Linked DNA regions of Homo sapiens: region 2 is linked to region 1. Evidence: chromatin loops called from intact Hi-C (ENCODE). Cell type or tissue: natural killer cell. All regions are shown on one strand. Region 1 has its middle 48 kb from the start of SLC25A33. Region 2 has its middle 9.2 kb from the start of MIR34A.

Region 1 (2,500 bases):
GAGATGGGGTTTTACCATGTTAGCCAGGCTGGTCTCAAACTCCTGACCTTAAGTGATCCACGTGCCTTGGCTTCCCAAAGTGCCGGGATTACAGGCATGAGCCACCACGCCCGGCCTGAACAGTATTTCACTGTGTGTGTTTTTAAAAATCTACACATTCTAGACCAGGCATGTTGGCTCACGCCTGTAATCCCAGCACTTTGGGAGGCCCAAGATGAGCAGATCACCTGAGGTCAGGAGTTCAAGACCAGCCTGACCAACATGGTGAAACCCCGTCTCTACTAAAAATACAAAACTTAGTCGGACCTGGTGGTGCACACCTGTAATCCCAGCTACCCGAGACGCTGTGGCAAGAGAATCACTTGAACCTGGGAGGCAGTGAGCTGAAATCACACCATTGCACTTTATCCTGGGCAACAAGATCGAAACTCCGTCTCAAAAAAAAAAAAAGAAAAGAAATCTACACATTTCATTTATTTATTTGTTGATGAATATTTGAGTTGTTTCCACTTGGGGGCTATTATGAATAATGCTGCTAGCTGCAAGTTTTTGTGCCAACATAGTTCTCAATTCTCTTGGGTATATACCTAGAAGTGGAATTTCTGGGTCATATGGTAACTCCATGTCCAGCTTTCTGAGGAACTGCCAATCCATGGGCCATGCAATCCATTTTACTGTCCCCATAGCAATGTTTTGAGGTGGGGGGTTAGGCCTGTGTGAACTGTAATGGCTCGTCACCCTGATCTGATTCCCGGGGCATGCACATGGGCAGCACACATGTGTGTATTGTGGGATGTGAACCCGTGCTGTGGAAGCCAACTCTTCAGAGTCTGCTTTCCGAGGAGCCAGTTTCATCAGGCAGTCTAGAGACTGTCGTAGCAATCTGCAACTTCCGTGTTTTCGACCAAGCTCGCCAAGGGAAAGGGCAGGAGGCCCAGGGGCCCCCATCATACTCTCAGCTTCAGCATGGGAGGGAACAAAGTCTGCTCACGGCTGGGCACGGTGGTTCATGCCTGTAACCACAGCATTTTGGGAGGTGAGACAGGAAGATCACTTGATGCCAGGAGTTCAAGGCTGCAGTGAGCTATGATCGTGCCACTGCACTCCAGCCTGGGCAGCAGAGAAAGACCCCATCTGAAAAAATAAAATAAGGCTGGGTGTGGTGGCTCATGCCTGTAATCACAGAACTTTGGGAGGCCCAAAAGTTGGCCCTCGCCTTCGCCTCATGCACGTCTCAGGTTTGTGTGTAAAGTTTCCCCCACCAAGGCGTTTGCAATCTCAGCAGATCTCAGAGCCGGTCACCCAGGTTCAGCCCTTGCCCAGCTTCTCGGTCCTGGGTGGGTTAGCTTGGTCTCGGGCTCCCCCTGGCGGACACTGAGCCATAGAAAGCCGCATCTGGAGGCAGCTGGCAGCTGGACCAAGTGTGACTTGTCCAGCACTTTCTCCCAGCCCACTGCGTGCCTCTCATAACGTGGGTCCCTTCACACTCAAATAAGGTCAGTCCCAGCCCCTGCAAAATCTCTTTTCTAATTGTTAAGAACATTATATTATGGAGAGTTTCAAACATTAAAAAACAGAATAATCTCACAAACAATTAACAACACTCGTCCGGGCACAGTGGCTCACGCCTGTAATCCCAGCACTTTGGGAGGCAGAGGTGGGTGGATCACTTGAGGTCAGGAGTTCGAGACCAGCCCGGCCAACATGGCGAAACCTCGTCTCTACTAAAAATACAAAAAATTAGCCGGGCGTGGTGGCGGGCGCCTGTAATCCCAGCTACTCAGGAGGCTGAGGCAGGAGAATCGCTTAAATCCCAGAGGCAGAGGATGCAGTGAGCCGAGATCACGCCACTGCACTCCAGCCTGGGCGACAGAGCAAGACTCCATCTCAAAAAAAAAAAAAAAAAAGCCCTTGACCAATCTCATTCTCATTTCATATTCACCTGCATGCACTACCCCCAACTGTGCTATGTTAAAGCCAATCCCAGATAACATATTATTCCGTCTGTAAATACTTGTGCATGCATAAAAGATAAGGTATCTTAAACATCACCACAATGTTATTATACACACCTAAAATAAATTTTTCAACACCGCTCACTTATCAGTGTCATATTATCAACAGTCTTATCAATGACAAAAATGTTCTTTTAAAAAAATTTTTGTAGGGCCTCACTGTGTTGCCCAGGCTGGTTTTGAACTCCTACCCTCAAGAGATCCTCTTGCCTTGGCCTTCCAAAGTGCTGGGATTACCAGCGTGAACCACTGCGCCCAGCTGTTCTTTTTTTAAAGTTAGTTTGAATCAGGATCCACTGAGATTGGTTGATCTTCCATTTAAATCTTTTTATCTTTAGGTTCTGTGTTTACCTTTTTTTTTTTTTAACTTGCAATTCATTTGTTGAAAAAACTGGCTTTTCTATGTTAACACATAATTTAGATTGGCACATGGCCTAGGATTGCAGTTGTGTTCATGAACAGGGTCATGTGTTAATGAACTGAGT
Region 2 (2,500 bases), 350 kb before region 1:
GAGCCTGGGCAGTCAAGGCTGCAGTGAGCCGTGGTTTGCCACCGCACTCCAGTCTGGGTGACAGAGTGAGAGCCTGTCTCAAAAAAAAAAAAAAAAAAAGAAAAAAAAAAAGATGAGCTGGTAGAATATGTTCTGTGTATTGTTGGCTTATCATCTGTCCCTGTAGAATGCATGCTTGCTGAGGGCAGATATCTGGTCTATATTGTGCAGTGTCTGCCACACACAGTAGGCCCTCAATCAATCTTTGTGGAACACATAGTGGGAATATGGAGCAGCCAGATGACAGGGAAGTGCAGTGGGCCTTTGGCTGCCTTTCTAAGGCAGGATCTCAGCTGGCGGTCCAGCACCTGCAGGGCGACCAGGCACTTCTTTGTTTTTACCGACTTCTCATAGCAATCGCCCATTTTCTTTATTCATGAATAAAGATGGGCAATAAGTTTCAAGAGGTTGTTTTGTTTTGTTTGCTTTGTTTTGAGACAGGGTCTTGCTCTGTTGCCCCAGCTGGAGTGCAATGGTGCGATCATAGCTCACTGCAGCCTCGAACTCCTGGGCTCAGGGGATCCTCCTGCCTCGGCCTCCCAAAGTGCTGGGACCACAGGTGTGAGCCATCATGCCTGGTCTTTGGGAGGTTTTTGTTGTTTGTTCTAGTAGTACGTATGATTCTTTTAACAATATAAATTGCAGATTTTTTATATGTTGGAGTTGTTGCAAAATATCATGAATTCTCCTCACTACTTTTTAAGTTATAGTTATTAGACCAGTTGTTATTGGATATTACTTAATGTGCTAATACTCCCATTGGCACATTACTGCTATCTACTGTGACATACTACTACTGTCATATCTACACGCTATACCAAATTTGGCTTTATCAAGTATTTCAATCATTGTATTTCACTATGATTGGTTAGCTTTGTAATCCCATGTAATTTACGCCTTTATCCTGAGACTCCAGAGAGTTCACTGGACTGACAAAGGGGTTTGTGGTATAACCAAAGTTGTGGGCCTGCTCCAAAGGCTTGCCTAGCTTCCCCCTAGTCAACCCCACGACACACATTGTCCTGGCCCCACATTCACACCCAGTCTGCACGTTACGACCAGTTTATACCAGTAGTTCTGCCTTCTCACCACCAGGAGGCACTGCTTCACCCGAGTCACAGGAAGCCCTGGGCAGGTTAGGGCTTCTCCCTCCCGCCTTCATCCTGACAGGGGCTCGCATCAGAATCCTCCCGGAGCTTTTTTTTTTCCTTACTTCCATCCCTCCTTCCTTTTTTTTTTTTTTTTTTTTTTTTGAGACAGTCTCACTCTTTCGCTCTGTCGCCCAGCCAGGCTGGGGTGCAGTGGTGCGATAGCTCACTGCAACCTCCACTTCCTGGATTCAAGCGATTCTCCTGCCTCAGCCTCCCGAGTAGCTGGGACTACAGGTGCGTGCCACACCTGCTAATTTTTGTATTTTTAGTAGAGACAGAGTTTCACCATGTTGGCCGGGCTGGTCTTGAACTTCTGACCTCCAGTGATCCTCCTACCTCGGCCTCCCACAGTGCTGAGATTATAGGCATGAGCACTGTGCTCAGCCGCTCCTTCCTTTTTTCCTTCCTTCCTTCCTCCCTCCCTTCCTCCTTTCCTTCCTTCCATCCCTCCTCCCTCCCTTCCTCCTTTCCTTCCTTCCATCCCTCCTTTCTTTTCTTCCTTCCTTCCCTCTCTCCTTCCTTCTTCCCTCCCTCCCTCCTGTCTTCCATCCTTCCTTCCCTTCTCCCTCTCCCTCCTTCCTTCCTTTTTTCCTCCCTTTTAACTTTTTGTTATGAAAAATTTCAAACATACGAAAGTATATGAACCCCCAGAGAGCCATCAGCGACTGCAGTGATCATCTCGGGACCCAAGTCATTTCTGCACCCTGTCTGGGAGCCCTCTAAAGATACAGACGCTTGCCCTGCCCTATATGGGCGCTCAGAGCCTTAAGGTTTACAGAGCTCCTGGGCTGTTTGGGAACCACTGTCACAGCGTGGCCCCTGCCTCCCAGACCCCTGGTGACCGCGCACGGGCTTCCAGCAGCCATTCCCACACACATGAGCGTCTTGCCCATGTCTGCCCCAAGCCCTGGGCTCTCACTCCTGTTCTTTTGCTCAGGCACCACAGGAATTGGGGAACAGCTGACTCCCATTCCCTGCACAGCCTCTTCCTGTGGCTCTGAAAGCCAGGGTGAAGTAACACCCATCAGCCTTGCCCTTGAGCAAGCAACCACAGCCACATTTTGCTGGCACGAGGCTCATGGTGTGGCCTCTTCCTGCGATGGAGGGGCAGGCCCTGGGTTGGCAGCATCTCTGTGTTTCAGACTGAAAGACATTGTCAAGCTATTAAAGCTTGGTTCTGAGTGTCCAGAAGGATCCCTGTTATGAGCTGAATTGTCCCCCCTCCCCATCCATATGCTTTTTAAACATTTTTTATTTTTATTTCTTTTTTTTTTTTTTTTTTTGAGACGGAGTCTCGTTTTGTCACCCAG

Evidence for each region. Peaks named below come from ENCODE experiments on the same cell type or tissue, not always from the same donor. Only the 100,000 strongest peaks of a DNase experiment are listed, where the experiment ranks them.
Region 2: it touches region 1 in a loop (14-fold over the local background); 7 of 110 quality-filtered maps call a loop at or near these places.

What each region holds. Positions count from the first base shown.
Region 1 is chr1:9,489,883-9,492,382 of GRCh38, forward strand. No RefSeq gene overlaps it. Among named protein-coding and RNA genes, the nearest start is that of SLC25A33, 48 kb to the right of the region's middle. In natural killer cell, CTCF peaks have their summits at 1,358 (motif pointing left) and 1,565; a DNase peak (open chromatin) is centred at 1,369.
Region 2 is chr1:9,141,296-9,143,795 of GRCh38, forward strand. No RefSeq gene overlaps it. Among named protein-coding and RNA genes, the nearest start is that of MIR34A, 9.2 kb to the right of the region's middle. RefSeq lists an enhancer at 935-1,229. In natural killer cell, CTCF peaks have their summits at 1,135 (motif pointing right) and 1,335; a DNase peak (open chromatin) is centred at 1,136.